2 separate regions of the Homo sapiens genome follow, and region 1 is linked to region 2. Evidence: read pairs that join two places in POLR2A ChIA-PET (ENCODE). Cell type or tissue: Caco-2. All regions are shown on one strand. Links, peaks and the distances in the headings refer to the core of each region. The heading gives the core; the rest is flanking DNA.

Region 1 (16,477 bases), core at 5,787-13,786, 63 kb after region 2:
AAGTTAAAGGCGATTATCATTTTCTTCATTTATTTGTGTTTTTTTTTAAGTTTTCTATAAAGAGTGCATATTTGGGATGAAATGTTCTTTTCCTCACCTGATATGAAGGCATTCTGTCTAACAAATCAGTTGACCCTGTGATCCCCAGCTTGTCAACTCTGTGAGGGCAGATATCTGCTTCACATTGCGTCCCCCACTGCTGAGCACATGTTAGTGGATGAAAGGTTGGGTGGATGGATTTGGTTGTGCTGGTGGGCCAGAAAGGGGTTTCTCTCCTCCATCAATTCCCTATTATTTTCTCTGGAAGTTTAGTGGCACAGTAGGATTTTCTCATAGCTTGGAGGACCATTCAGCTGATTAAAGTATAGGCACTACTTTCACCTCTTTCTGTATCTATTAGGTTATAAATTAAGGAGAGGATAGCATTTGTGAGAAACAGCCAGCAATAACCAGAAATCATCTGTGCATCTGTCAATATAGCATATGGAAAACCACAGGTATATATGTCAACACGTGGGACTGGTCCAAAGGGTCTCTGCCAGGTCTCACCCATGCACTTCGATGAGTCACATTCTAGCACCTTCAGCCTTCTATATCAATCAGGAAAAACAGAAGCCAATATCATACCAGGAGGAGTTGTGCAAGGTAAGACATTTGGACCATTTAGTACATTTAAAACTCATGCCATATCATTTGACACTTCAGAGTAAAAATTTTGTGAAATGACTTTGTTCAAGATCAACATAGCTACCATTTTGAGCATCTACTCATATTAGGCACCTTAAATACGTACTGGAACTGAATTCTAACAATATTATTATGCTCATTTTCTTTATGAAGAACCTGAGATAATGTAAGTTGCTTTAGGACATATAGCTAATAAATGACAGAGCCAGGATTCAAAGCTGAGCCTGTCCAGCTCCAAAACCTCAGGCTCAGTCCCACGCGCTCGGCAGTCGGACGCATCCTGATTCCCTCCCACTCCAACTGTACTAAAGCAAGTTCTTTTGTTGCCACTTTGATGCATTCATTTTCAGCTAAACAAGTTTTTAAATAGACTTCGTTAATGGATGTCAATGCTTCTGTTCTAGAACTATTTTTCCCTTCAAGACACCCGGGAACATTTCAAAGTCACAACTGAGCAATAACAAATTATGTTTTCCTGAACAAATTTCTAATCATAAAATGATTGTGGATGTTAGTGTTTACATCCTGGCTGTGAGCAGTAGTGCAGGAAAACATCAAAGTTTTTTCGGTAACAAAGAATCACCTCTGATCTTCACTTCAAAGACAACCAGGAAAAAAAATTCTTCCCAGCAACATGTGTGAGATTAATGTCAATCAGGCTTTTCCCTCAACTTGTCTATACAAGTACATGCTTTTTAATAATCAGAGCTTGTTAGGAAACCATAAACCTCCTCCAAAATGGCAGTAAAAATACCTACAGCACACACACACAATTTTTTCCTATGCATTATAAACAAATTTTAGTTGATATATTTTTCCCCACTTAACCCTGTTCCCCAAGACTAATTTTAAAAGAGTGCCAATAAGGCCCCATCACAAAGATGTACAAATGCTGTTTCTAAGCCCAGTAACCTAAACACTTAACATTTTCTCTAATGTGTGTAGAACTTTCCTTCCTCCTCAGAGCCCATGTCTACCTATCCATTTTCTCCCAGAAGCACAAAGCCTTCTGGTCTTGTTCTAGGACTTATTCAGGATTCTCAATTTCACCTTTATAAATAGATGCTCTTTGGGACATGGCAACCGGAGGAAGGCAGCTTTGCTCCTGGAACCCTTCCCAGCCTGGTTTGATGCCTCATCTCTGTCCCCCATAGTGCCCAGTGCTACCTTGACCTTATCACTTATTGTACAATCATCACCTGTGAGTTAGGACCATGTTTTGATCATCTTTGTATCCCTAGCACATAGCCCACTACCCAATACACAGTTGGTGCTCCCAAGTACCTGTTGTCTGATTAAGAGCATGAATGGATGTGCAGATCACCCTTCACCCATATGGCTAAAAGCGAGAGTCTTCAGGAGTCTGGGAAGAAAGAGAGAGAACAATTGGGAAACAGGTCAACTAGAGCAAGGATGGGCAGTTGGAATATGTGACATTAGAAGGTCCAAGAAGTCAGGCAGCATATTTAGCAGAAAGGGGCTTATTAAACACGGGCTAAAGGTGAAGTGAATGACAAGATGACAGCCATTATGGGACACAGGCTGGAGCTTCAGACCCCAGAGAGCAGAAAGCTATATCATTTTCTTTGCTGCCTGTCCAGGATGGACTCTAACGTTTTTAACTATTTGCACCTGGAAACCTTGGTTGAGAACCTGTATCTATGTGTGTACATGAGATCCAGGCTAATGTGGTAGTGCCCTCTTTCATGTGATAAATGCTTAAAAGCTTTCTCAGTACTGCACACCCATGGCCTCCATGATGGATCTGTCCCAAAATTAGCTTGGTAAGACTCCCAGGCTGAATCAGTAAGTAACCCACCATGCTACTAGAATCTGATTAAGGGCATTATAGAATATTTTACAGTGATTTTTAAACACTTTTGGGTGGGCACAGAGGCTCATGCCTGTCATCCCAATACTTTGGGAGGCCAAGGGTAGATCACCTGAGGTCAGGAGTTCGAGACCAGCCTGGCCAACATGGTGAAACCCCGTCTCTACTAAAAATACAAAATTAGCCAGCTGTGGTGGCGTATGCCTGTTGTCCCAGCTACTCAGGAGCCTGAGGCAGCAGAATAGCTTGAACCCAGGAAGCAGAGATTGCAGTGAGCCAAGATCTCACCATTGCACTCCAGCCTGGGCAACAAGAGTAAAACTCTGTCTCAAAAATAAATAAATAAAACATTTTCAGTTTATCCCTGAATGTAATAATTCATTCAATCAACAAATATTTGTTAAGTTTCAAATATTTGTTAGCTACTGTGCTATAATAGTAGGAAAGGTCCAATGTAAAAACATGACACTTTTTCCATTCATTCTGCATGTCCACAGCCACTGTCGTCAAGGGTACAGAAGAATGTGAGCAAAAGCAAAAAAACAGAATATTTATTAAGTCCAATTTCATCTGAATATCAGCCTATACGAAGAGGGCAATTTCTCCTGTAAGTTACTGAAATGAGGTGATAGTTGATTTGGGGGAATTTTATGAATAGATGTTGTCTTCATTCTTTACGTAAAATCCATCCTGGAGTCCACATAATGAACATTAATAACAGCTTGGCCAGAAGCACCAAGTATGTAGAATGGGCTCAGTTGCAGAAAACAGAATTCACACTACCCAGGTGCAGTGGCTCACGCCCATAATCCCAGCACTTTGGGAGGCACAGGTGGGAGGATGGCTTGAGTCCAGGAGTTCGATGCCTGGGGAATATAGCAAGACCCCATCTCTACAAAAAAATTCAAAAAGTAGCCAAGCATGGTGGTGCACACCTGTAGTCTCAGCTACTTGGAAGACTAAGTGGGAAGGATCTCCTGAGCCCAGGAGGTCGAGGCTGCAGTGAGTCACGATTGTGCCACTACACTCTAGCCTGGATGACAGGGAAAGACTTCATCTTAAGGAAACAAACAAACAAACAAAAAGACTTCCATAGATATGCATAAAAAATATGCAAAAAAAAATTTTTTTTAATTTACACTAGCTCTTGCAGGTCAGCAATCTCAGAGGCCTGGAGGCAGGGAGAGTCTGCCATTCCCTGTTCAGTTACTTCTTGAAACTCACCAATCAGAGAAAATGCTCCTCCTTCCCTGGGGAAGAGTGAGAGAAGGAGCCGAGGCAAGCCAGGCACATTATTCTACTGCAAATTTCTCCACTTGGAATTTCTGAGTGAGAAGTTGAGCGCTTCCCACTAACCAGTTCAATATTTTGAAGTAGTTGATTTCCTTCCCTGTGATTCCGACCTGGACTCTGTCTTTCAAAAACAAGCACAATCACAATGTGTGTCTCACCCAATTGCTGAAATAAGGACTGAGCTCTCCTACAGTAGTATAGGACAGTAAGAGTCACCTAGGATGGATAAAAGTATCGTTGACTAGCTGGAAATCTGTGTAATCACGAAGTTTAAGAATGTTTCTCATTTCATGTACATCATCAATCCCAGACCCTCAGCATCAATGCTAGGTTTCTTTTTTTTTTGGAGACAGGGTCTCATTCAGTTGCCCAGGCTGGAGTGCAGTGGTATGATCTCAGCTCACTGCAACTTCTGCCTCCCAGGCTCAAAAAGCAATCCTGCCACCTCAGCCTCCTGAGTAGCTGGGACTCCAGGCGTGCACCACCACACGAGGCTAATTTTTTGTATTTTTTGTAGAGATGGGGTTTTGCCATGTTACCCTCGCTTCCTTGTACAACTTGCACTCCAAGTAATGAGCCAGGATCCAGGTGTTCTTACAGGTATGCTGTAAACATCTGATTTTGCCATTCCTCAGGTTCGTAGCTCAGAACACTGAACAAATATTCACCAAGGAACATAGGGTAATTCTTAGGGTCTGCTTGAGTTACTGCTATCTGGTCTCAAACTCCTGAGCTCAAGAGATCTACTCACCTTGGCCTCCCAAAGTGCTGGGATTACAGGCCTGAGCCACCACGCCCAGCCCAGTACGGGGACTGATAGATCTCAGAGTTATCAAGAGTCATTCTAAAGTGTATTACCCTATACAGTGGCACATGACTGTAGTCCCAGCTAGGCTGAAACAGGAGGATTGCTTGAGCCCCATCGTTTTGGATCCCCAGGCTGGCAAGCTGGGAGGGTACAGTCGCCGAGAGGCTAATAAAAAAGATCCGGAGACAGCAGGCAAGACATGGAGTTTTATTCCGGGGGCTTACATACCGGGCATCCAGGAGTGGCATGCTGGACAGGAAAACCACTGCTATTTTGTGAATAACATGTAAGTTATAAAGGTATTTTCGTTTGGCAGCCTCTACTTAGTAGCCTCTACTCCGCTCAAAACAAAGGCCTTCGCTTCCTTGTATGACTTGTGTTCCAAGGAACGAGTCAGGGTCCTGGTGTTCTTACAGGTATGGTGTAAACATCTGATTTAGCCATTCCTGGGGTCCATACCTCAGAACACTGAACAAACATTCACCAAGAAACATAGGGTAATTCGCAGGGTCTGCTCGAGTTACTGCTATCTGGCAAGACATGCCCACCATCCAAGCGCAGGAGTTCAGGGCTGTAGCGTGCTATGATCATGCCTGTGAATAGCCACTGCACTCTAGCCTGGGAAACATAGCAAGGCTCTGTCTCTAAATAAAATAAAATAAAAACTAACAAATTACAAACTTCTCAACAGGCTTGCCATATTAATTCCCATGGACATACCAATTTACTTTTGAAATTATCTTTTCCAGCAAACCAGCCTCGTTCAACATAAGCTTTAATAACATATTTCAGATACTCTTACTAATCTTACCGAAAATAAATAGATTTCCAAAAAAAAAAAAAAGATCTCCATTTATAAGAACACTTTCACTTCCTTCTTTACTGTTTTGTTAGTACTTGAAATATTTATCTTATTCTCCTTTTGTTTAAACTTGGAACTGGAATTTTAAAGTGGAGCTCATAACCTACATATTCCACATTTGAAAGTTTTAGCCTTATTGGAAAAAACCAGCAGATGTTCATTTCTCATGAAAATATGGCAACAAGAATGCATTTGCAGTTACAAAATAGGGAAAGCCATTTGTGGTACTCATTAATCCTGCTACTCCTGTGAAAAAAGCTAAAAACATTGCCTGCATTTTGCAGATTGAAAAAAAGTAACAGGTTCCATCTTGCTCTAGGTATAAGAGCAAAGCCTTTGGTAGAGCCAGAAATAGAACCTCAAGAGATTTGTGTTCCCTTTTTGATACAGAACAGAACTCAACTCAGCAGCCTCATTAAAATCATGCTACAGAAGAAGCTGGTCTGTCTCTTCACTCAATTTTCTTTAATAGAGTTCAATCATTTATTTCAGCTCTACTTTCAACTGAGTGCCTTATGCTAATTAGTCTGACCATACTGTATAAATTATTACTTTAATTTATATAGTGATTTCATAGAATACATTGGATGCTAAGCATAATGGATAATATGTAATCATTTTAAGGAACTTTTTTTAAAGAAAAAGCACTATTTAAAATCCATATCATCAAATCCTACAGGAGAGGAAGCTGTATTATTTAGGTTCAGCAGGTCAACATGCATCTTCCAATATGACTGCCTTAATATAATTCTGTATTTTAAAGCATTCCAAATTAAGACCCACAATTTTTTAAAGAAAAGCACCTTCAAAGTTACAGAAATTGAGAATTCCATGCTGCCATGGAATTCTGTGTCTACCGTCTTGCCATTGCAGCTGTAATTTCAATTTTCTAAATTTGTGTTTGTGCACACATGTGCAACTGTTAGAGTGGCATTTGAGTCACGAGCTACTACACTGATTAGATGTGCTCAGAACTCCTAATATGTTTACTAACCATCTACACTATTGGACTGGGAATAGACTAGATCTCAAAAAAAAAAAAAAGCAATATGTGGATCCTCAAGGGCAAAATGAAGATTTTTTAAAAAATTTTTAGAGGTCAGGTGTGGTGACTCACCCCTGTAATCCCAGCACTTTGGGAGGCTGAGGCGGGTGGATCATGAAGTCAGGAGTTCGAGACCAGCCTGACCAACATGGTGAAACCTTGTCTCTACTAAAAATACAAAAATTATCCAGGCATGGTGATGCGCACCTGTAATCCCAGCTACTCAGGAGGCTGAGGCTGGAGAATCGCTTAAACCCGGGAGGAGGAGGTTGCAGTGAGCAGACATTACAGCACTGCTCTCCAGCCTGGGCAACAGAGCGAGACTCCGTCTCAAAAAAAAAAAAAAAAAAATTTAGAGATGGGATCTTGCTCTGTCACCGAGGCATGCAGTGGTACTATCATAGCTCACTGCCTCTCACCTCAGCGTCCTGAGTAGCTGAGACTACAGGCACATGCCACCACAATAGGCTAATTTTTCTCAGGCTGGTCTTGAACTCCTGGCCTCAAGTGATCCTCCTACATCGGTCTCCCAAACACTGAAATTACTGGTATGTGCCACCACACTCTGCCTAAAATGAGGAATTTAATCTTGCCTATTGGGTACAGTAGCTGGAAAAATTAAATGAGATAATCTATACAGAGCAGTTAAAGGAGTGCAAAGAATGAAATAAGTGTGCAATAATGGTTAGCTATTATTAGCTGTGAACATGCTGGCCTGAACACATGCTGGTCTTGCAAACATCAACTTTTATTGACATGCATTTATACAACACATTATTAATGAGCATCATTTATGGACATTTTAAACATGGTCTACAAAGTCCAGCATGGTCTGGCAGTCACCAGCATCTCCAGCCACATCCCCTCTGTAGCCCAGATTATATCATGCCTTATCCTATATCTCTCTCCACCCCACCTCACCCCTTGGCTTTTTGTGTAGAAAGTCATGGCAGCCTTTCTACATGTCCATGGATACAGTGAGCTCCTTCCTAGAGCACACACACTGTACATCCTCTTTCCTCTACCTATACCCCAAGCTCCACTCTTTTGCTTTATAAAATGATCTTCAATTTTGTGCTTAATCATCCTTCCCTCAAACTGACAGCTAGGTCCCTGACACCACCACTCCAGCTCTTAAGTGGTAATTTTACATTTATACAGGATTCGTGTATCAATGCCTGTTCCATATACTATACTAAAAGTTCCACAAGGGCAAGGTCCTTGATTTGGGGTTTTATTCACTATTTTCTCTCAGGTCTACTACAGTGCTTGACTATGGTAGGTTCTCATTAGTTTTATAAATGAATAAACATAACCCAACAACAAGGCTATTGCTCCCAAGAATTGAGTATATCTTTCATTTTATTTCACAATCACTATTCTCCTCATCTCTGGCCTTACTCAATCTTACAGTGAAAAACATAGACACTGTACTAGGTAAAAGTAGCTTGGGGTAAAATAAAATGTGAATTTAATAGGTAGAGAAAGGGAGAAGGAGAAAAAGTCAAGTTACTTAAACATAGAAATGGGTTGGTGACCAGTGTTATGAATGTAAAAGTGTCTAAAGACATATGCAGAAAGGATTCTTCTAAGAGTATTGCTTTCTTTTGCGTAGTTGAGAATAATGTTATTTCAGTGGATGGATATGTTCATCACACTGTAATGCATGTAAAAACAACGTGTAAAGAAACATCAATAAAAGGACATCTCAAAGAGTGCTACTTGGAAAAAAAAAGAAAAAAGAAAAAGATATGGGGTAGTGAGTCAACATTAGCAAGGGGTAGTATAAACAGTGTTTAAACCCATGTCTTGAGCCAGGCAAAAGAGCAAGTGACAGAGAGAGGACCTCAATGAAGAAAGAGGAGACAAAAAATAATGGCCTGGGGAGAGCTTAGACCCGTGGGGCTGGCAGAGCCCAGACCAGAGGCGTGGGAGCCGCGCTGCTGGTGCTGGGGGTGCTCCAGCCGGCAGAACAGTGGGAAGGGAAAAGCAGTGGGCCCATTTAGAGGTTGAAAGAGGCAGGGACTGAGAAGCTCCAGGGTTTGAGGACCACTCCCCCATCCATACAACAGTTAGTATCCCAACTGCGGACCATATGTCCCACGCCCCAGAGCGATGGCCCTTGTGGTTTTTTTTTTGTTTGTTTGTTTGTTTGTTTGTTTTTGAGACAGAGTTTGGCTCTTGTTGCCCGCTGGAGTGCAATAGCGCAGTCTCGGTTCACCGCAACCTCTGCCTCAAGCGATTTTCCTGCTTCAGCCTCCCAAGTAGCTGGCATTACAGGCATGCGCCACTATAACCGGTTAATTGTGTATTTTTAGTATAGACGGGGTTTCTCCATGTTGGTCAGGCTGGTCTCGAACTCCCGATCTCAGATGATCTGCCCGCCTCGGCCTCCCAAAGTGCTGGGATTACAGGAGTGAGCCACCGCGCCCGGCCGCCCCTTGTCTCTTTAGGTCTCTTCTGCTTTATCAAACATGGACACAAAAAGGGTGCTCCTCAGGCGTACAGGCGCCGCCAACCAGCCACTGCTTCTGGTAAAGAGTCTTTCATCGCATTTAGTCATTTCTACAGTAAAACGTATTTTCCAAAGAGTACAGAACACCAGTCATGATGAGTTTTGTTTCTTTGTTTCTTAGAATCAGGGGTTTCATTCGTCCACAGAGAAAGATGATTTCCTATTTTTGTATTTTCAAGTTGTAACACATGTTTTTTCCCTTAGCTCTTATAACGTTAATATTTTTATATTTCATTATGGGTTTTTATTCTTCATTAAAAATGTCAGTCCAAGGGAGGCCTTTGTTTCGTCCATTTAAGGATTAGAAGATTGCCTGGCACAGAGTACACACCTGATGAAGGCGTGCTGAATACCTAAGTGAATAAAAACGCGGCATAAATAGCAGCTCAGGGCTCTAGGCGGTCGCGTGACTGAGAGCCTAGGCGCCAAGGGGAGGAGAGGGTAATCGCGAAGTCTCCCCAGGGGAGAAACCGAGGGGCTGAGAGAACCAGATCGACGAGGGCCAAGGCCCAGCAGGATGCCTGAAGAAGCCGATTCTCCTGCCCAGGGTACCTGAGGTTCGAAGGATGCTTCGTGCAGGCTCGCCTTGTGTCTCACCCGCCAGACCTAGGAAGCCAGACCTAGGCAGGCAGTGGACACAGGTGGCCAATGGCTGGGCCCGTCCAGCCCCCGTCCTGCCCTCGTCCCGAAGTTTCCTGGGATTGGCTGCCTGCCCCGCGGCCCTCCTCCCAGCCCCGCCCTCGCCCAGAGTCTTCCCTGCGCCGAAAGCGCAGGTATGTTCCTAGTCTTGAGCGGGAGAAAATCACCCAGCTCGGAGCACCTGGCCAGTGGGACCGGTGGGTTCCTGGTGCCTGAATCCGGCTGTCCGCTCTGCGGTGCCCCGCCCCGCCCCAACCCAGGATCTTCCCAGCCCCGCTCCGCCCCAACCCAGGATCTTCCCAGCCCTCGTGTGTCCCCGCTCACTTCAGTTCCCGCCGCGAGCCTTCTTCTTGGTCTTCTGGCCTGGCGGCGATCGTCGGCCAGTTTATCCCTCGGAGTTGCACTGTGAGTGCGTTTCTGCCCTTTGGTCTCCGGCGGGGAGGGCTCCCAGGCAGGGTCTGGGCTCGCCCCGTGTCCCCTCGAGCTTTGCCCGCCCCGAGCTCCTCTGCTGCCCGCGGCCAGAACGGAGGGGTAAAGCAGCCCTCGGCGGCCCAGGGGGCGGACGGCCGTGCCCGTCCCAGGGCCGCGCGAGGCACAGGCGCTGCGTCCTGCGGAGCCGCTGGGAGAATCCCGGGGCAGGTCCCGGCGCGGTAACAAGTTTGCGCTTTGCCTCCCTAGGGCAGACACGCCGCTACTTTGTAGCGGGTTTCGGGCGGGCCACGCGTGCGGCGACAGGAACCCAACCCCGGCCGACCTTGGGCTCCAGGAATTCGTTGTCTACGTCTGCGGAGGTGCGGCAGCCTCAGTTTTAAGCGCAGGTATGTTCCTACCCTTGAGCGGGAGGAAATTACCCAGCCCTGAGCACGTGGCCAGTGGGACCGGAGGGTTCCTGGTGTCTGAATCCTGCTCGCTTAACAGGAAGGCAATAGAGGCTGTGCTCTGAACCTTTCCCTCACGATGATCTTCTGCCTGTTGACCATCCTGGTGTCTTTCCCATGTGGCCCTGTATGGTTGGCATGGTTCCTGTCTTTAGGACTTGTGAGTATAACGCTTTATTTTTTCCTGAGCTTCTCCTATGTCTCCCCTTTGTGAGCACAGTGGCCAAAGAAGTCCATTTGGTCCCATGTCTAATCCATCGCATAACTGCTTGGCCCCCTTTGGTAGCCATGTCTGTTTTAGGTTGTGGGGCATTTGCCCGACAATGAACGTGAGTCAGAGATAAGAGGAGGGTCGCAAGCTGGGTGGAGGAGAGACAGGGAGTCCATTTTTGCCTGCCCATTTAGCAGCTTTCTCAGCCCTACAATTCCATAAAGATACTCTATCAGTTTCCTAAGTGTTGCGCAATGAACAATAATAATTTATGTAGGAAAATAAATAGACTGTAATAGGATAACAATTATATGCCCATTGGTGATGGGAGTATATGCTGAGGTCGAGAATCTATGGGGGGGTAGGGCGCAGTGGCTCACTCCGGTGATCCCATCACTTTGGGAGGCCGAGGTGGGCGGATTGCCTGAGGTCAGGAGTTCGAGACCTACCTGGCCAACATGGTGAAACCCCATCTCTACTAAAAATTCAAAAATTAGCCAGGCGTGGTGGTGCATGCCTGTAATTCCAGCTAGCCGGGAGGCTGAGGCAGGAGAATTGCTTGAACCTGGGATGTAGAGGTTGTGGTGAGCGGAGATCGCACCACTGCACTCCAGCCCGAGCAACAGAGTGAGATTCCATCTCAATTAATAATAATAATAAGAAGAATTCCGTCTCAAATCATCATCATCATCATCTATGGGGTTTCCAAACTGCCAAGGACATGGCAGAGTCCCAGGGTATACCTAGTCAGTGTAAGTAGTGTACGTTTTCTCTTTCACCAGTGTACAAGCTCACTATGTCATAGCTGGTTATTATCTTTCTGAGAATTTTGTTTATAAGAGTTGTCACAGGATAGAGTAAGTCTGTTTTTGTTTGTTTGTTTAAGACAGAGCCTCGCTCTGTTGCCCAGGCTGCCATCTCGGCTCACTGCAACCTCCACCTCCTGGGTTCAAGTGATCCCCCGAGTAGCTGGGAAGACATGCACAAGCCACCACGCTGGCTAATTTTTGTATTTTTTAGTAGAGATGGGATTTCACCATGTTGGCCAGGCTGGTCTCAAACTCCTGACGTCAGGTGATCTGCCCTACCTCGGCCTCCCAAAGTGCTGGGATTACAGGTGTGAGCCACCACACCCGGCCCAGAGTAAGTGTGGATGGCTCAAGGAGTATCTTAAGAGGTCTTCTTGTGGTTTAGAAGCCAACTCTGTGACTGTAAGGCAATCATGTGATGTGGAGTGGGGTTCTCCATCAGGGAGAGGTACAGGTTTAGAGCATTACAGAGTTGCAAGATGAGGAGGGGTTGGTCTGTCAAGTAGAAAGGCACTCTTTTATGGAACTGTAAGAGTTGACACAGAATGGGAAACAAAGGTAAATAAGAGAACCTATTGTAAGGTTAATGGCTTTGTCAATTAGGATGGCAGCTGAGGTCACTACATAGGCATAGGAGCATGCCTGATACCACGGGATCCAACTGACATGAAAAATATGCTATGAGGCCGGGCATGGTGGCTCACACCTATAATACTAGCACTTTGGGATGCCAAGATGAGAGGATCACTTGAGCTTAGAAGTTTGAGACCACCCTGGGCAACATGGCCAGACCTTGTCCCTATTAAAAATAATTTTTTTTAAAAAAGGAAGCCAGGTATGGTGGTGCATGCCTGTAGTCCCAGCTACAGGGGAGACTGAGGTGGGAGGATCTCTTGAGCCCAGGTGTTCGATGCTGCAGTGAGCCATGCTTGCACCACTGCATTCCAGCTTGGGCAACAGAGTGAGACCCTGTTTCTAAGGAAAAAAAAGAAAAAAAAATATGCTATGCAACTTACCTGAGAGGAAGAAAGTTGTCCTAGAATACCTACAGCTATCTCATTGTTTTCACAGCAATATACACGGAAAGGCTTGTCAAAACTGAGTAAATAAAAACAGGTGTGTGGGGTGGTTAATGCTAATTTCAATATCTCAGTGAAGGTTTCTGTGGTTATGCCTGGGAGAGCATGTAGAGGTTAGGCAAAGGCAGCACAACTGGGAATCCATTGGTAGCAACAGCCAGCTGCTAAGTGTGCACACCTGCCTTCGAGATCAGGAGGAACGCAAGTGACGCAAGGCCTTTGCGGGTGAGTTTGAGTAACTTGAGACATTCCATGGCCTAAGTAGGTAACAGTTCAAATGTCCGTACCCATTGAAATCTGGTTCTGGGAGGCATTATGACCAGAGTCAGCCAGTCTTCAGATGTTCTCAGGTGAAAGCAGTCTATACTATTCTGCTGGGCCATTACTGCTTACAGTGTCAAATACCAACACTTGGTTTTTATGCACTGTCAAAGCTAAGGTTAAGTTTGAATGCATCATATGTGATATGCAAAAATATCACAAATGTGCTTAAACTGTAAGGAATTTGTTCAGCTGTGACTCCAGACAGGAGTCTAGCTCCTCCAAAGAGGAGCTTTACATTCTCTTCTCTGGGTTTTATGGAGACTTACTTAACCCTTCTGCTTAATGCACTGTGTCAACCTTAAAAGGGGCACAAGAAAGGGTGATTTAAGATTTTTTTTTTTTACAGGGTTTGCTACTACTCCCTGCACTGCTCCCTGGTCCACAGCTCATGAATCTTAGTTTCTTTTTTGAGATGGAGTTTCCCTCTTGTTGCCCAGGCTGGAGTGCAATGGCACAATCTCAGCTCACTGCAACCTCCACCTCCCAGGTTCATGCCATTCTCCTGCCTCAGCCTCCCGAGTAGCTGGGATTACAGGCATATGCCGCCACGCCTGGCTAATTTTATATTTTTAGTAGAGATGGGATTTCTCCATGTTGGTCAGGCTGGTCTCGACCTCCCAACCTCAGGTGATCCGCCCGCCTTGGCTTCCCAAAGTGTTGGGATTACAGGCATGAGCCACTGTGCCCGGCTGCATCTCAGTTTCTTTAAGTCTGCAATCCCCATTAGAAGCAGCTGTTTTGCTAAGTGAGCCCATGGGTGTCAATTGCCTTTCTGTTAAGAGAGCCAGATTCGGGCCTTGGTGACAAATGCACCAAGGAACCCTCCAGTCCCACTGGTCATGCGCTTGTGGCCTGGGTCATTTCATTTCACTCAAGGCCAGGGATGTATATGTTAACCTCCATGGGAAAGAAGAGGCAGGGCAGGGTGAACAGCTTAGGATTGGCTAGTTTGAATAATTTCAATGGATTTCAAATTGTAGAGGTTGTCCCCTAGTTGCATAGCACTTGGCCCTGGGATGATTAAGGCAGACAAATAATTGCTTACATGTGTGTAAGGGCCAGATAGAGGAGGTATGGCTCTGGATTGATTAGTTTGTATATCAAAGACATGCTCCTGGTTGGCCCCTTGTTATCTCTGAGAATTGGCTAGTCCCTAAGAAAGGTAGTCTCTCCTCAGCTGGAAAGGTTTTTTGTTTGTTTGTTTTTGGTTTTGTTTTTTAGACAGAGTCTCACTCTGTCACCCAGCCTGGAGTGCAGTGGCGTGATCTTGGGTCACTGGAATCTCCACCTCCTGGGTTCAAGCGATTCTCCTCCCTCAGTCTCCCGAGTAGCTGGGACCACAGGCGCACACCACCATGCCCAGCTAATTTTTATATTTTTAGTAGAGGTGGGGTTTTGCTGTGTTGGCCAGGCTGTTCTTGAACCCCTGGCCTCAAGTGATCCATCCGTCTCAGCCTCCCAAAGTGCTGGGATTACAGGTGTGTCCCACCGTGCCCGGCCCTCAGCTGGAAAGGTTTTCCAAACGTCAGAACATAATTAGTATACAGAAAATTTTAAGGTATTTACATATGTGTGAATAGGATGATCAAAAGAGCCAAAAAGAGCCAAAAGACAGTTGGCTCTTGGCATCCATAGCATTTCTGATCAAATTATTTCCCAGTGCAGTACTTGTAAATCTCACCAAGACTCTAGAGATGGTAAGCATACTGCAAAGAGTCTTCCAAGACCCACACTGCCTTTTATGGTACTCTAAATGGACTTTATAGATTTGTCTCCAGCCTTAGACTGTTCTCACTGCATGTTTAATGGATGGACTGTGCTATCCAACTAGATGTGCTAAGGCCATAACAGTGGAAAAGAAACTAACAACTGAGATTATTTCTTGTTTTGGCATTCCTTTATGAATTGAATCAGATAAAGGAACTCACTTTACGCAGAATTAAATCAGTTACTTGCAAAACTCTTGGATATTCATTAAAATTGTATACCCCCTACTATACTCAATCCTCAAGGCAAGTGAAACATAAAAATCTAAACATAAAATGAACTCTAGGAAAAAATCTGTCAATAAACTGGACTCAGACGGCCAGAAGCATTACCCTTGGTCCTTATAAAGATCTGGAATACTGACCGGTATGGTGGCTCATGGCTGTAATCCCAATACTTTGGGAGGCTGAGACAGGATGATCAGTTGAGGCCAGGGGTTCCAGACCAGCCTGGGCAACAAAGTGCGACCTCCATCGCTACAAAAAATAAGAAACAAACAAAAAAGGTCTGGAATACTCCAAATAGGAGGACTGACTGCTTTTGAAATAGTTTTTGGCTACTCTGTGCCTACTGGCATCTCTAAAACTTTCATAGATTGAATGTGCATTGTGAGGACTTCAGTGAACAATTCAAAACTGTGACTAATTATATACAATAATTAGTATACTTGGAGCATATTTTCAACAGGTAAAAATGTGTGGCTTTCACTAACAGACCCTGCCATCTTTTCAACCAGGTGATCAAGTATATCTGAAAGTTTTTAGAAGAAAAGATGTGTTGTAACCTCCCTGGAAAAAGAAGAGACCTTATGAAGTACTGCTAACCACCTACATAGTCATCAAAATAAAATTCCTGAATTTGTACAAGCCACAGGAAGCTAGATTGAGATCATTATATGACAACTGGAAGGCCAAGGCTATGGGTTACCTCAAATTGAGGAATTTTGGCACCTACTCACAGGCTCCATGAGCAGATGAAGTAGACAGCTTTACTCAGTATCTCAGACCAAGAACTTCATCTCCATCTCCAACTAGCTGAAACATCTTCCCTCCTCAACCTGGAAAATTCTCTGACTTAGAAATTTAAACAAAACCCTCCCCTTTCATTGAATCTCCATTGTCTGGAGTTTGCTTGTTTTAATCTAGCCTGTTCCTCCACTATGGGCTCCCTTTCAAACTATGCCCTGCTTCAACTAACCCTTACTGCTTTTTTGACAATTCTAGTACAACCTCAGCACCTGCTTGCTCCAGTTTTCCGGACACTATCTATCTTGACTAATCAGTCTAATTGCTGGTTATGTGAACATCTAGATAATGCAGAACAACCCGAACTAGTTTTTGTTCCTGCCAGTGCAAGCACCTGGTGGACCTATTCTGGACAATGGATGTATGAAAGGGTGTGGTATCCACAAGCAGAAGTACAGAATCACTCTACTTCCTCCTATCGTAAAGTGACTTGGCACTGGGAAGCCTCCATGGAAGCTCAAGGTCTATCCTTTGCTCAAGTAAGGTTATTGGAGGGAAATTTTTCTCTTTGCGTAGAAAATAAAAATGGCAGTGGACCCTTCCTAGGTAATATACCTAAACAATACTGTAATCAAATACTATGGTTTGATTCTACAGATGGCACCTTCATGCCCTCTATAGATGTTACAAATGAATCCAGGAACGATGATGATGATACAAGTGTTTGCCTAGGCACTAGACAATGTTCCTGGTTTGCAGGTTGC
Region 2 (16,477 bases), core at 7,848-15,847:
CCCCTGCAGCAGATGGCACCCTCCAGAGGACAAACCAGTGCCAGAGGCCTGCATAGGCCCTGTAAGAAGCCTGGAGCTGTTTGGGCAGGGAATTCTGGGGTCCTGGAGCATAAACATAGTTGAGGGGTTGGTGTGGAAGGTGATGGGATGTTCCTGTGGAAAGGGGCACAGCCAGAAGAGAAAAGAATGGGGGCCTCAATGTCCCCCATTCTGGGCAGGGTCCCAGAAACCCAGGCTAAGGGCAGTACTGCAGGGAGAAAGCCAGATAGGGAAAGACACTGAGCTTAGTTCTGGACAGGCTGTGTTTGAAAGACCTGTGGACATGCCCAGAAGGTAGTCAGAGATTGTCATTCTGGAGCTCAGGAAAGTATGTCTCATCACATTCCCTGCACTCAGTGTCACCCGTATAAAGCAGGACACTCCTGGGCTGTGTGATGTGGTGTTGAGGTCTTCCTTCCTGCTCCAGCACTCTCTGCACCATAAACCCGCTCCCCCCACCTCACTGCCTGGCCACGTGGGAACCAAGCATGGGGAAGCCTGTCCCAGAGGCCCACCCTAGCCCTATCCACCAAATTCTTGTGATCAGTTTAACTACACAACAAAATTCAGATCAGAGTGAGGATTAGCCGAGGTAGTTTGTGAACAGTGCTTTGAACTTCACAGATGAAAGCCTCCTGACTTCCCCCGTTCACACAAAGATAGCCCAAGGTATTAAACGTGACGTAAACACATTGCCACCCCCTGGCTTCTCCACCCGATGCTAGGAGACTTTGCAGCTGGCTGGGTGATCAGTCAGCGTCCCAAATTGCCTTCCCCTGTGGCATTCCACTCAGGTCTCCCAGAGGGGGGAAATGGATTCTGTCCTCAGCCCACTGCTCCTGGAATTGCAAGCATTCGGTGAGGCTGGCCCCCACCCCTGGCTTCTCCAGGGCTCCTGCATGCAGAGCAGTGCTGCAGAGGACCATGGTACATGGACTTCCCCTCCACTATCCATCTCAGAGTGCACAGCTCAGGGCCAGAGACGAGGGGCAGAGCCAGGAGGGAGGCAGAGCAGCCCTCAGCATGGCCTGGCCTGCTGCTCGAGGTTATTGTTCCCAGATGGAGATTGTCAAACCCTGTCAGCCTCAGATACACACTGAGAGTGCTATATCCGCATTCCTGGAATGTGTGGCGGCCCCAGCTTCACCTTCTACAGCCTTTGATTCAATAACATGTCAAGTCCCTTCAGCCTCACCAGAGCTAAAACTTTCTCATCCACTCACTGCCTCTGCACACAGGCATTGTGGCTGTCTAAATATTTAAGCTGGGCCAAGGGGAGGTATATTTAGTCTGGATTGATTACGCTAGTTGTTTAAGCCAACTGGATCTCACCTGCTCATGTCAGTTTCATGATGAGCTCTGGAAGCCAAAGGCTGTTGGCTGTGCTTGTTGGGCCTTAGAACTGAGTATCATGACTGCTGTCCCAGGGGTTGGCTGCCTACAGGGCCAGGGGGAAGGAGCATGGCAATTTGGCTGGTTGCTCTTTAGTGTATGGCGTGGCTGCCGGCACCACAAAAGGCCTTAGCCAGAGACTTCTGGGGGTATCCTGGTGCCCTTCATTCTCCACTCGGCACACCCGGGCCATCACACAGACCCCTCCACACCAGTCCTGGCATTGCCTGCTAGCATTGTGATGCTGCTCCCGCCTGGTAGACCCTTTCTACAATGAGTCTATTCCCTTTGACTGATCTGAAAGAAATTGAATCTGCGAGTCATGAGGGTAATTGTGGGGACAGATGAGGATACCTGGGCCCAGGGATGAAAAGCAGTTTGCTTAGGATCACACAGCAGTTGGTGATGCAGCTGTATCTATAATTCTGGACCTTCGACTTTCCAGCTATCATGGGTCACATTGTGTCTTCTAAAAAGGCACGTTGAAATCCTAACTCCTGGTACTTGTGAATATGACCTTATTTGGAAATAAGGTATTTGCAGATGCAATCAAGTTGCAATGTGGTCATTAGAGCAGACCCTAACCCAATATGATTGGTTTCCTTATAATAAGAGGGAAATTTGGACACAGACATACACAGAGGGAAGACAGCCCATATGAAGAAGGAGGCAGACATTAGGGCTATGCAGCCAGAAGCCAGGGAACACCTGGATGAAGCCTCCATGAACTGGAAGAGGCAAGGAGGGATCCTCCCCTAGAGGCTTTGGAGGGAGTGTGGCCCTGCCCACCATCTTGATTTTAGACTTCTAACGTCCAGAACTGTGAGAGAAGGAATTTCTGGTGTTTTATGCCACCCAGTTTGTGGCATTTTGTTACAGCAGTCCTAGAAAACTCATACCATCCAATAGTGTCTCTGATACAAGAACTGGGTGAAATTCTAGAAAATGCGGTTCCTTGGAAGTGATGAGAGACAGCTCATTGTGGTTTCAGATTCAAGAGTACCTAGCAGGTCATGTTTAATATGTGAGTCATCTCTGAGGAGAACTTGATGTTCTGTGTTTCCTGTTACCTGAGAAAAGCTCTCCATCAAGGCCCAGTGATATGGACTCCTTCTCTCCTCCTAAAGTTTAATTTGTGGATTAATGTGAAATCATCCTTCTGATGATTTCATGTATGTGGCCTTCCCATCTGAGGTATTTCAACACACTTACCAAATACCGTGACCCTTAGGAGTGGCCTCTGGGGTTAGGAATTCCTGCTTTGCATCTGCCCTTTAACCTCCCCTAGTCCGAATGCCTTCATTAAACTGAGTCATTTAGTTTTGTGAATTCAGAAAAAATGAAAAGAGCTGGCATAGAAAACACTAGGGCTCTAGCTTTGGACTGACTGTGGGCTGTGGGTTTGGTCAAATAGGGCTTTGCAATTGACCTCAATGTTTATCCCAATTCTCAAGGCACAGAGATTATGAGCTGGCAATTTTCCGAGAATCCATTAGTCAACTCCTTGAGTCTGTGATGATGTTTCTTACAAGGCAATTAGCAGGTTTTTTCGTCCAGGGAGAGGTGTGTTCATGCCCTGACACCCAGCAATGCCAGTCCAAGAGAACCCTCATGCCTGTGGCCTTCTGCCAGCCTCACACATCAGCTGAGGTTGGCTCCCCAAACCCTAGGTCTCCTGGTTGTATCACTTTGGGAATAACCATACAAATAAATATGTTCCATTTTTGTGACTCACTGCCCCTCGCTGAAGCTTCTTGTTTACTATGGAAGAGCTAAGAATCTAAATGCATCAAGAGACAGCTCTCTCCACCCCGCAAGACATGAGTTGCACTAAGTGGAAGCATACTTTCTCTGTCTTCCCAAACCAATGGGTGGAATCAATTTAAAACCTCATAGTCATGCAATCCATGTGCAGAAACTCCCCTGCATGTTTTAATGTTCCTACCAAAAAGAACATAATGTTCTTGCCTGTATTTTAAGATAGCATTGCACTGCAAGGGCAATAGGTTTAAACAACTTCTCACTGGCTACACCAATTATAGTATAGTCATACACGGCACCCTGTGTAGCCACAGAGAGTCATGCTTGGGAAGCAAATTTTGTGATGTGGGAAAATGTTTATGGTCTGTTATTTTTTTTTTTTTTTAATTTTTTTTTTTATTATACTCTAAGTTTTAGGGTACATGTGCACATTGTGCAGGTTAGTTACATATGTATACATGTGCCATGCTGGTGCGCTGCACCCACTAACGTGTCATCTAGCATTAGGTATATCTCCCAGTGCTATCCCTCCCCCCTCCCCCGACCCCACCACAGTCCCCAGAGTGTGATATTCCCCTTCCTGTGTCCATGTGATCTCATTGTTCAATTCCCACCTATGAGTGAGAATATGCGGTGTTTGGTTTTTTGTTCTTGCGATAGTTTACTGAGAATGATGGTTTCCAATTTCATCCATGTCCCTACAAAGGACATGAACTCATCATTTTTTATGGCTGCATAGTATTCCATGGTGTATATGTGCCACATTTTCTTAATCCAGTCTATCATTGTTGGACATTTGGGTTGGTTCCAAGTCTTTGCTATTGTGAATAGTGCCGCAATAAACATACGTGTGCATGTGTCTTTATAGCAGCATGATTTATAGTCATTTGGGTATATACCCAGTAATGGGATGGCTGGGTCAAATGGTATTTCTAGTTCTAGATCCCTGAGGAATCGCCACACTGACTTCCACAATGGTTGAACTAGTTTACAGTCCCACCAACAGTGTAAAAGTGTTCCTATTTCTCCACATCCTCTCCAGCACCTGTTGTTTCCTGACTTTTTAATGATTGCCATTCTAACTGGTGTGAGATGATATCTCATAGTGGTTTTGATTTGCATTTCTCTGATGGCCAGTGATGATGAGCATTTCTTCATGTTTTTTTTGGCTGCATAAATGTCTTCTTTTGAGAAGTGTCTGTTCATGTCCTTCGCCCACTTTTTGATGGGGTTGTTTGTTTTTTTCTTGTAAATTTGTTTGAGTTCATTGTAGATTCTGGATATTAGCCCTTTGTCAGATGAGTAGGTTGCGAAAATTTTCTCCCATGTTGTAGGTTGCCTGTTCACTCTGATGGTAGTTTCTTTTGCTGTGCAGAAGCTCTTTAGTTTAATTAGATCCCATTTGTCAATTTTGGCTTTTGTTGCCATTGCTTTTGGTGTTTTGGACATGAAGTCCTTGCCCACGCCTATGTCCTCAATGGTAATGCCTAGGTTTTCTTCTAGGGTTTTTATGGTTTTAGGTCTAACGTTTAAATCTTTAATCCATCTTGAATTGATTTTTGTATAAGGTGTAAGGAAGGGATCCAGTTTCAGCTTTCTACATATGGCTAGCCAGTTTTCCCAGCACCATTTATTAAATAGGGAATCCTTTCCCCATTGCTTGTTTTTCTCAGGTTTGTCAAAGATCAGATAGTTGTAGATATGTGGCATTATTTCTGAGGGCTCTGTTCTGTTCCATTGATCTATATCTCTGTTTTGGTACCAGTACCATGCTGTTTTGGTTACTGTAGCCTTGTAGTATAGTTTGAAGTCAGGTAGTGTGATGCCTCCAGCTTTGTTCTTTTGGCTTAGGATTGACTTGGTGATGCGGGCTCTTTTTTGGTTCCATATGAACTTTAAAGTAGTTTTTTCCAATTCTGTGAAGAAAGTCATTGGTAGCTTGATGGGGATGGCATTGAATCTGTAAATTACCTTGGGCAGTATGGCTATTTTCACGATATTGATTCTTCCTACCCATGAGCATGGAATGTTCTTCCATTTGTTTGTGTCCTCTTTTATTTCCTTGAGCAGTGGTTTGTAGTTCTCCTTGAAGAGGTCCTTCACATCCCTTGTAAGTTGGATTCCTAGGTATTTTATTCTCTTTGAAGCAATTGTGAATGGGAGTTCACTCATGATTTGGCTCTCTGTTTGTCTGTTGTTGGTGTATAAGAATGCTTGTGATTTTCGTACATTGATTTTGTATCCTGAGACTTTGCTGAAGTTGCTTAACAGCTTAAGGAGATTTTGGGCTGAGACGATGGGGTTTTCTAGATAAACAATCATGTCGTCTGCAAACAGGGACAATTTGACTTCCTCTTTTCCTAATTGAATACCCTTTATTTCCTTCTCCTGCCTGATTGCCCTGGCCAGAACTTCCAACACTATGTTGAATAGGAGCGGTGAGAGAGGGCATCGCTGTCTTGTGCCAGTTTTCAAAGGGAATGCTTCCAGTTTTTGCCCATTCAGTATGATATTGGCTGTGGGTTTGTCATAGATAGCTCTTATTATTTTGAAATACGTCCCATCAATACCTAATTTATTGAGAGTTTTTAGCATGAAGGGTTGTTGAATTTTGTCAAAGGACTTTTTCTGCATCTATTGAGATAATCATGTGGTTTTTGTCTTTGGCTCTGTTTATATGCTGGATTACATTTATTGATTTGCGTATATTGAACCAGCCTTGCATCCCAGGGATGAAGCCCACTTGATCATGGTGGATAAGCTTTTTGATGTGCTGCTAGATTCGGTTTGCCAGTATTTTATTGAGGATTTTTGCATCAATGTTCATCAAGGATATTGGTCTAAAATTCTCTTTTTTGGTTGTGTCTCTGCCCGGCTTTGGTATCAGAATGATGCTGGCCTCATAAAATGAGTTAGGGAGGATTCCCTCTTTTTCTATTGATTGGAATAGTTTCAGAAGGAATGGTACCAGTTCCTCCTTGTACCTCTGGTAGAATTCGGCTGTGAATCCATCTGGTCCTGGACTCTTTTTGGTTGGTAAACTATTGATTATTGCCACAATTTCAGAGTCTGTTATTGGTCTATTCAGAGATTCAACTTCTTCCTGGTTTAGTCTTGGGAGAGTGTATGTGTCGAGGAATGTATCCATTTCTTCTAGATTTTCTAGTTTATTTGCGTAGAGGTGTTTGTAGTATTCTCTGATGTTAGTCTGTATTTCTGTGGGATCGGTGGTGATATCCCCTTTATCATTTTTTATTGTGTCTATTTGATTCTTCTCTCTTTTTTTCTTTATTAGTCTTGCTAGCGGTCTATCAATTTTGTTGATCCTTTCAAAAAACCAGCTCCTGGATTCATTGATTTTTTGAAGGGTTTTTTGTGTCTCTATTTCCTTCAGTTCTGCTCTGATTTTAGTTATTTCTTGCCTTCTGCTAGCTTTGGAATGTGTTTGCTCTTGCTTTTCTAGTTCTTTTAATTGTGATGTTAGGGTGTCAATTTTGGATCTTTCCTGCTTTCTCTTGTAGGCATTTAGTGCTATAAATTTCCCTCTACACACTGCTTTGAATGCGTCCCAGAGATTCTGGTATGTGGTGTCTTTGTTCTCGTTGGTTTCAAAGAACATCTTTATTTCTGCCTTCATTTCGTTATGTACCCAGTAGTCATTCAGGAGCAGGTTGTTCAGTTTCCATGTAGTTGATCGGCTTTGAGTGAGATTCTTAATCCTGAGTTCTAGTTTGATTGCACTGTGGTCTGAGAGATAGTTTGTTATAATTTCTGTTCTTTTACATTTGCTGAGGAGAGCTTTACTTCCAACTATGTGGTCAATTTTGGAATAGGTGTGGTGTGGTGCTGAAAAAAATGTATATTCTGTTGATTTGGGGTGGAGAGTTCTGTAGATGTCTATTAGGTCTGCTTGGTGCAGAGCTGAGTTCAATTCCTGGGTATCCTTGTTGACTTTCTGTCTCGTTGATCTGTCTAATGTTGACAGTGGGGTGTTAAAGTCTCCCATTATTAATGTGTGGGAGTCTAAGTCTCTTTGTAGGTCACTCAGGACTTGCTTTATGAATCTGGGTGCTCCTGTGTTGGATGCATAAATATTTAGGATAGTTAGCTCCTCTTGTTGAATTGATCCCTTTACCATTATGTAATGGCCTTCTTTGTCTCTTTTGATCTTTGTTGGTTTAAAGTCTGTTTTATCAGAGACTAGGATTGCAACCCCTGCCTTTTTTTGTTTTCCATTGGCTTGGTAGATCTTCCTCCATCCTTTTATTTTGAGCCTATGTGTGTCTCTGCACGTGAGATGGGTTTCCTGAATACAGCACACTGATGGGTCTTGACTCTTTATCCAACTTGCCAGTCTGTGTCTTTTAATTGCAGAATTTAGTCCATTTATATTTAAAGTTAATATTGTTATGTGTGAATTTGATCCTGTCATTATGATGTTAGCTGGTTATTTTGCTCATTAGTTGATGCAGTTTCTTCCTAGACTCGATGGTCTTTACATTTTGGCATGATTTTGCAGCGGCTGGTACCGGTTGTTCCTTTCCATGTTTAGCGCTTCCTTCAGGAGCTCTTTTAGGGCAGGCCTGGTGGTGACAAAATCTCTCAGCATTTGCTTGTCTATAAAGTATTTTATTTCTCCTTCACTTATGAAGCTTAGCTTGGCTGGATATGAAATTCTGGGTTGAAAATTCTTTTCTTTAAGAATGTTGAATATTGGCCCCCACTCTCTTCTGGCTTGTAGGTTTCTGCCGAGAGATCTGCTGTTAGTCTGATGGTCTTTCCTTTGAGGGTAACCCGACCTTTCTCTCTGGCTGCCCTTAACATTTTTTCCTTCATTTCAACTTTGGTGAATCTGACAATTATGTGTCTTGGAGTTGCTCTTCTCCAGGAGTATCTTTGTGCCGTTCTCTGTATTTCCTGAATCTGAACGTTGGCCTGCCTTGCTAGATTGGGGAAGTTCTCCTGGATAATATCCTGCAGAGTGTTTTCCAACTTGGTTCCATTCTCCACATCACTTTCAGGTACACCAATCAGACGTAGATTTGGTCTTTTCACATAGTCCCATATTTCTTGGAGGCTTTGCTCATTTCTTTTTATTCTTTTTTCTCTAAACTTCCCTTCTCGCTTCATTTCATTCATTTCATCTTCCATTGCTGATACCCTTTCTTCCAGTTGATCGCATCGGCTCCTGAGGCTTCTGCATTCTTCACGTAGTTCTCGAGCCTTGGTTTTCAGCTCCATCAGCTCCTTTAAGCACTTCTCTGTATTGGTTATTCTAGTTATACATTCTTCTAAATTTTTTTCAAAGTTTTCAACTTCTTTGCCTTTGGTTTGAATGTCCTCCCATAGCTCAGAGTAATTTGATCGTCTGAAGCCTTCTTCTCTCAGCTTGTCAAAATCATTCTCCATCCAGCTTTGTTCTGTTGCTGGTGAGGAACTGCGTTCCTTTGGAGGAGGAGAGGCGCTCTGCGTTTTAGAGTTTCCAGTTTTTCTGTTCTGTTTTTTCCCCATCTTTGTGGTTTTATCTACTTTTGGTCTTTGATGATGGTGATGTACAGATGGGTTTTCGGTGTAGATGTCCTTTCTGGTTGTTAGTTTTCCTTCTAACAGACAGGACCCTCAGCTGCAGGTCTGTTGGAATACCCTGCCGTGTGAGGTGTCAGTGTGCCCCTGCTGGGGGGTGCCTCCCAGTTAGGCTGCTCGGGGGTCAGGGGTCAGGGACCCACTTGAGGAGGCAGTCTGCCCGTTCTCAGATCTCCAGCTGCGTGCTGGGAGAACCACTGCTCTCTTCAAAGCTGTCAGACAGGGACACTTAAGTCTGCAGAGGTTACTGCTGTCTTTTTGTTTGTCTGTGCCCTGCCCCCAGAGGTGGAGCCTACAGAGGCAGGCAGGCCTCCTTGAGCTGTAGTGGGCTCCACCCAGTTCGAGCTTCCCGGCTGCTTTGTTTACCTAAGCAAGCCTGGGCAATGGCGGGCGCCCCTCCCCCAGCCTCGTTGCCGCCTTGCAGTTTGATCTCAGACTGCTGTGCTGGCAATCAGCGAGATTCCGTGGGCGTAGGACCCTCTGAGCCAGGTGTGGGATATAGTCTCGTGGTGCGCCGTTTCTTAAGCCGGTCTGAAAAGCGCAATATTCGGGTGGGAGTGACCCGATTTTCCAGGTGCGTCCGTCACCCCTTTCTTTGACTCGGAAAGGGAACTCCCTGACCCCTTGCGCTTCCCAGGTGAGGCAATGCCTCGCCCTGCTTCGGCTCGCGCACGGTGCGTGCACACACTGGCCTGCGCCCACTGTCTGGCACTCCCTAGTGAGATGAACCCGGTACCTCAGATGGAAATGCAGAAATCACCCGTCTTCTGCGTCGCTCACGCTGGGAGCTGTAGACCGGAGCTGTTCCTATTCGGCCATCTTGGCTCCACTCTCTATGGTCTGTTATTAAGTGAAAAAAAAAAAGCTGCTTACAAAACAGAATGTATAGCATGGAACTGATTATACAAAAATTATGCCTATATCCATAAACAATCTGGAAGGCTCTACTTCAAAATGTAAACACTGGTGGAATATTCAGGGCCATGAGTGTACAATGGCCCAGTTTGTGCAGGATGCGGGGGTACCACTTGAGACAATAAGTGGTGGCTGGCATCTTGGCACAGGTTGTGCCTGCTGGAAAGGTCCATCTTTTTCTAATCATACAATGGCATCTTATAGGCTGGTGGGGACTGCAGGTGATTTTCATTTTTATTCTATGTGCTTTCTCATGTTTTCCAAAACTTCTTCAATGAGTAGGTCCTACTTCTGTATTAACTTTAAAAAATGATACATAGTATAACTTTTTTTTTTTTTTTTTTTTTTTTTTTTGAGACAGGGTCTTACTCTGGTCGCCCAGGCTGGAGTGCAGTGGCAAAATCTCAGCTCACTGCAGCTTCGACCTCCTGGGCTCAGGTGATCCTCCCACCTCAGCCTCCCAAATAGCTGGTGCACACCACTACTCTCCCAGCTAAATGTTTTGTATTTTTAGTAGAGATGGGGGTTCACCATGTTGCACAGGCTGGTCTTGAACTCCTGGGCTCAAGTGATCCACCCATCTTGGCTTCCCAAAGTGCTGGGATTACAAGTGTGAGCCACCATGCTCAGCCCCAATTTTTAAGAGATAGATAATTGGTGGAAATTTAAACATGATGGAATATTTGATGATATTAAGGAATTATTTTTAAGTGTGGAAATGGTATTGTGGTTATATTTTTAAAAGTCATTAGTTTCTAGGGATGCATACTGAAAGGTATATAGGTAAAATGATAAAATGTCTGGGGTTGGCCTGGAAATAATATGGGAGGTAGTTAAGTGGGTGGGAGTATAGCATGAGAAAGAAAAGTTGCAAATTAACCATTGTTGAAGCTGGGTGCTAGATGCATGGGAGTTTTTAATTCTATTTTATTGATTTTTGGATAGATAGCAAATTGCCGTAATACAAAGCTAAAATCAAAACAGAAAATTGGTTTAGATCATTGTATTAGTCAGGGTTCCCCAGAGAAACAGATCATATACATATATATATAAATAAGTCACAGGGGGTGATTGATTTTAAGGAAATGGTTCACATGATTATGGAGGCGGGGCCCACAAGCTGGAAAGCCAGGAAGAGCCGGTATTGCAGTTCAAGTCTGATAGCTGCCTGCCACAGAATTCCCTCTACTGCAAAGATTGATAAGCAGCAAGTCTTGTCCCCACTGTGACAAAAAAAGAGGGAAAAGGATTAATTTACAGCGGGAAGAATTGAATTTAGCTGCATGGGAAAACTAAGTGCAGTTGACCCCTGAACAACACAGATTTGAACTATGTACGTCCACATATACATAGGTTTTTTTTCAACCAAACATGGACCAAAAATATAGTACTGGCAAGACATGAAAGCTGTGTATATGGAGGGCTGCCTTTTGGCACTCATGGGTTCCACAGCACTGACTGAAGGACTTGAGTATATGCAGATTTTGGTATATGCAGTGGTCCTAAAACCAATCCCCCATGTATACTGAAGGGACGATTGTACCAGTAAGAGAATGTTCAATACCCAGAGAGATGCTGTATTAGCTAGGATGCTTTCAGCTGTGAGTAAAAAAAAAAAAAAAAAAAAAAAAATTAATGCTGGTTTAAACTATACGGACATTCGTCAATTAGTTAACAGGTAGTCAACAGACGGGAAGTCTCAGCGTTGGTTCAGCAACCAATGATGATATCAAGAAGCCAAGTGCTTTTCAATCTCTGTTTCTTTCCTCCTTTTTATTTTTGAGTAGATTGTTTTCTTTAGTTTTTTAAACTGTAAACCCATTACCTTATGGTTGCAAAATGGCTAAAGAGCTCCAAACATCACAATCTTACGTGTCCACAACCAAAGGCAGGGCGCAGAAGGAGCAAAACAAGAGAGAGCTCTTCTTCCTTCCTTCTTTCCTTCCCAACAAGGAAAACTCTTGGTCAGAAGCCTCTCAGCAGACTTACCTTCGTATCTATTGGCATCTTGTTGGTATTTGATTGCATGGCTGCCTCTAGCACCAAAGGAGACTGGGAAGATGAGCACCTGGTTCTTTCAGGCTCTTTGGGAAGAAAGACAAAGTCTGGGAGTGGCTGCTGTGCAACCCACAAACAGTGGTTGCCATGCTGCCACGGTTATGAAAAAGAGTTTTGGTATATCTTTCCTCATTATTAAAATAATTTTTGCTAATTCTAGAAAAATTGAAAAATACAGGAAGTTACCTATAACTACAAGACCCAAAGAAATCCACTGACATTTTGGTGTCTGAGGACATCAAAATCTTCTTTATTGGGTACATGAAGCCAAGTGGAGACAGAGGAAAGAGGATCTAACCCAGGCGTTGAAGGTCTTGTAGACTTGTGAGTCAAAGTAAAAGGCCCTTCCTTGACTTTAACACTCTTCTCAGGAACATAGAGAGAGGATTGAGATTGAATTTATCTGTTACACATTGTGGCAAGACAAACCACCCCAAAACTTAGTGGCTTAAACAACAACCATTTCTTATTGTTCACGACTGTGTGGGTCAGGAGGTTGTGCCAGGCTCAGCATAAAGACTGTTTTACATGGTGTTTGCTGGTTCACTCACACAGCTGTGTCCAGCTGGCATTTCATTAGGCTGGAGATCCAAGACAGCCTCACTCATCTATCTCGGGCTGCGGTGCTGGCTTTCAACTGAGACGCCTCAGTTTTTCTTCCCTTGACCTCTCTGGATTCATTTTGTCTCATCTTCCAGGGCCTTCCTTTTCAGATGTTTTTCCCTCCAGCAGAAGAGCCTTGAGTTCTTTACATGATGGCTGCTTTTCCTAAGTGAAAACAGAAACTAAAAGCTTCTTGGCTGGGTGTGGTGGCTCATGCTTATAATCCCAGCACTTTGGGAGGCCAAGGTGGGCAGATCACTTGAGGTCAGGAGTTCGAGACCAGCCTGGACAATATGGTGAAACCCCATCTCTACTAAAAATACAAAAATTAGCTGGGCATGATGGAAGGCACCTGCGATCCCGGCTACTTGGGAGACTGAGGCACAAGAATCACATGAACCTGGGAGGAGGTTGTTGTAGTGAGCCAAGATCGCGCCACTGCACTCCAGCCTGGGCAACAGAGCGAGACTCTGTCTCAAACAAAAAACAAAAAACAAACAAACAAAAAAACTAACTAAAAGCTTCTTGAGGCCAGGCCTTGACAGTCCAAGAACATCATTTCCACCCCGTTTTAATCAGCTGATGCAAGTCACAAAGGGCAGCCCAGATTTAAGGGGAAAGGAATAGGCCCTTCCTCTTGATGGAGGAGAGGCTAAGGGCATGCTGGATGGGAGAGACTGTTGTAAGCATCTCTGAAACCATCTACCACATATGGCAATAGGTCTGCCCAGGATTAGAGAAGTTAAAACACGTGGACACACACACAAACACGTCCTTATAGCAAATCCACTAAAATTCTAAACTGAAAACTGTTTCACCTTTGGCAGCTATCTGAATGCATCAGCAGTGACATTCTGTATTTCAAATGACAGCTTTCAAATTTGTTAAGGAATCTGTCAATCATTCATGAGAGTATAATAGTTAATAGCACTAACCCCAGAGCTAGAATGCCTGGATTTAATTCCAGCTCCATTACATTTAGCCCTTTGACATGGGACAAGTTATTTACCTTTGTCCTGTTTGTAAACTGGGAGTGGTGAGGATTAAATGAGTGGATATATAAGAAATACTCAGAGCAGTGCCTGGCACAGAGCAAACACAATGTATATGTTTATATTGTTATATCCATTCACAGCAATAGTAGGGTTTCTTTTCTGTGATGTTACCAAATCTGTGTTTTACAGAGTAGCAGGTATATTTTCTCACTTTGGATTTTATTTATTTATTTATTTATTTTGAGACATAGTCTTGCTCTGTTGCCCAGGCTAGAATCCAGTGGTGCAATCTCGGCTCACTGCAACCTCCACCTCCTGCACTCAAGCAATTCCTCCCACTTCAGTCTCCTGAGTAGCTGGGTCTAGAGGTGTGTGCAACCACACCCAGCTAATTTTTGTATTTTTTGTAGTGATGGGGTTTCACCATGTTGCCCAGGCAGGTCTCAAACTCCTGAGCTCAAGCGATCCACTCGCCTCAACCTCCCAAAGTGCTGGGATTACAGGTGTGAGCCACCATGTCTGGCCTTAACCTGGAGTTTAAACAACAAATAATCAATGTCTCCTCTTGCTAGACCCCTCAGGAGCATCCAACACAGTCTACCGTTCTCTCTTTTTTGTTGACTCCTGCTCTTCTTTTGGCCTTCATAGGCTGCACTCTCCTGGTTTTCCTCCTGCAGCTCTGACTCATTCTCCAGTTTCTTGCTGCTCCTCCTCCTATACCCAGTCTCCAGATATTGGAGGTGCTGGGCCCTCTTCTCTCCTCATTTTAAACTTTCTTCTAGATGCGTGTATCCATTCCCACATATCAATATCATCTAATATGCTAAAAATCCTAAATGTGTGTCTTAGCTAGAACTCTCTGCTGAGCTCCCAAATCCTGTAACAACTGCCTCATGGACATCTCTACTTGGACATCACACGGATATCACAAACTTCACATCTGTCAACTGAGCTTCTTCTACCAACCCCCACACCTTAGCACCTCTCCCTCCCCCAGTCTTCCCCATCTCAATAAACTTCCATATGCTCTGCAGCTAAGGCCAGAAACATGGGGGTCATTCTTATTCCTAACTCCTCCCTCCAACTCCTTCACCAGTCCTGCGAAATCTGTTAGACCAAATCATATGAAATTTTCATCTTTGTAGAAAAAAAAAAAGCCAGCTGGGCATGGTGGCTCATACCTCTAATCCCAGCACTTTGGGAGGCTGAGGTGGGTCAGGAGTTCGAGACCAGCCTGGCCAACATGGCAAAACCCCTTCTCTACTAAAAATACAAAAATTAGCTGGGTGTGGTGTCACGCGCCTGTACTTCCAGCTATTAGGGAGGTTGAGGCAGGAGAATCGCTTGAACCAGGGAGGTGGAGGTTGCAGTGAGCCAAGATAGAGCCACTACACTCCAGCCTGGGTGACAGAGAGAGACTCCATCTCAAAAAAAAAAAAAAAAAAAAAAGGCCAAATATGGACAATTTACAGTGTTCAAACTAACACTTTATTTTTCCTTTTTTTGAGACAGAATCTCACTCTGTTACCCAGGCTGGAGAGCAATGGTACGATCTCGGCTTACTGCAACCTCTGCCTCCCTGGTTCAAGTGATCCTCCTGCCTCAGCCTCCCAAGTAGCTGCGTAGCTGGGATTACAGGTGCCTGCCACCACATCCAGCTAATTTTTTTTTTTTTTTTTTTTGAGACGGAGTCTTGCTCTTTCACCCAGGCTGGAGTGCAGTGGCTCTATCTCGGCTCACTGCAAGCTCTGCCTCCCAGGTTCATGCCATTCTCCTGCCTCAGCCTCCTGAGTAGCTGGGACTACAGGTGCCCGCCACCGCACCCAGCTAATTTTTTGTATTTTTAGCAGAGACGGGTTTTCACCGTGTTAGCCAGGATGGTCTCGATCTCCTGACCTCGTGATCTGCCTGCCTCGGCCTCCCAAAGTGCTGGGATTACAGGCATGAGCCACTGCGCCCGGCCCCACCTAATTTTTTTTTATATGTTTAGTAGAGACGAGGTTTCATCATGTTGGCCAGGCTTGTCTCTAACTCTTGGTCTCACGTGATCTGCCCACCTCAGCCTCCCAAAGTGCTGGTATTACAGGTGTGAGCCACTGCGCCCCATCCTCAAACTAATGCTTTCAAAACACCTCTCAAATCTGTTCACTTTTCTCATCTTCACTGACATGTCACCAATAAGTCCACCATAGACCTCTGTCAAGACTTTCCAACCACTTACCTTACTTTCTCACAAGGCCAGTTTTCATACATTGACAATGCAAATTTTTGACAGCTTGCATTGAATCATGTCACTCCCTTGCATAAAAGCCCTTGGGTGTCTTCTTCGGCCCCATCTCATGCCACCCCTCCCCATCCACACAGGCAATTCGTCTCTTATATTTCCATTTCTCATATTCCCTCAGCACTTTTCCAGCTGAGGTCTGATGTGTAGCCCACCCCTGCCTGGAGCCCTCTCCCCATCAGTCTTTCTCTGGCTTGTTCCTGCTCAACTGCTCTGACCCCTCCTCAGGAACACCTTCCTTGATCCCCATCCCAACTTAAAGCAGGCCTCCCTTTTGGTCTTTCCTAGGATGATAATCTATTATTTCCTCTTTTCTCCCCTTTCCCGTTCCCTTTTTAAAAAGTTTGTATTGTACGTATTTAAGGTATACATGATGCTTTTATATACATACACAAAGTGAAATGATGACTACAGTCAAGCAAACTAACACATCCATCACCTCACCTAGTTACTTTTTTACACTGTTGTTTCTCTCATAGCACTTTTCACAGGTTGTTATTATGTACTTATTAGTATTTGTCTAAAGCCTATTTCCCTTGCTTCAGTGTAATCTCCATGGGTATAGAACAAGATGGGTTCTTTTTTGATTACTGTTGTGTACTTAGAATCTCAGATATAGAAGGGGCTCAGTAAATATTTGGTGAATGAATAAATGAGTTCAAAGGCTGTCAAGACACTGCTATTTCTGGGGATTCGTGTTCCCAGGTAGATCTCCCAGGCCACATTTCTCCATGTGATTCACCAATTCTTTTTTTCCCAGTATGTTTTCTTTCCTTTTTACTCCCGATTGTTCCTCTAAATTAAAGGGGAGATTGCCTTTTTGCTAAATTTTCTTCTTTTTTTTTTT

The links. ChIA-PET counts read pairs that join two places held together with the same protein. Peaks named below come from ENCODE experiments on the same cell type or tissue, not always from the same donor. Only the 100,000 strongest peaks of a DNase experiment are listed, where the experiment ranks them.
Region 1: POLR2A ChIA-PET joins it to region 2 with 16 read pairs; 3 of 35 experiments call an interaction of 5 or more read pairs at or near these places.

What each region holds. Positions count from the first base shown.
Region 1 is chr4:52,744,951-52,761,427 of GRCh38, reverse strand. It overlaps ERVMER34-1 (endogenous retrovirus group MER34 member 1, envelope), which reads left to right and starts at 10,003. Exons shown (of 3, transcript NM_001242690.2): 1 at 10,003-10,085; 2 at 10,359-10,498; 3 at 15,485-16,477. The coding sequence starts at 15,908. LOC124900185 (small nucleolar RNA SNORA26) reads right to left here and starts at 13,291; the gene lies at 13,169-13,291. It overlaps LOC107986281 (a long non-coding RNA gene), which reads right to left and starts at 10,461. Exons shown (of 2, transcript XR_001741691.2): 1 at 10,005-10,461; 2 at 7,871-9,394. In Caco-2, for the core only: no CTCF peak of the experiment used is centred there; DNase peaks (open chromatin) are centred at 9,767 and 10,537; H3K4me3 peaks cover 1,990 bases.
Region 2 is chr4:52,809,589-52,826,065 of GRCh38, reverse strand. It overlaps LINC01618 (long intergenic non-protein coding RNA 1618), which reads right to left. Exons shown (of 5, transcript NR_040106.1): 5 at 10,602-10,913. Among named protein-coding and RNA genes, the nearest start is that of LINC01618, 28 kb to the right of the region's middle. RefSeq lists enhancers at 8,673-9,277, 9,278-9,883. In Caco-2, for the core only: no CTCF peak of the experiment used is centred there; no DNase peak of the experiment used is centred there; H3K4me3 peaks cover 519 bases.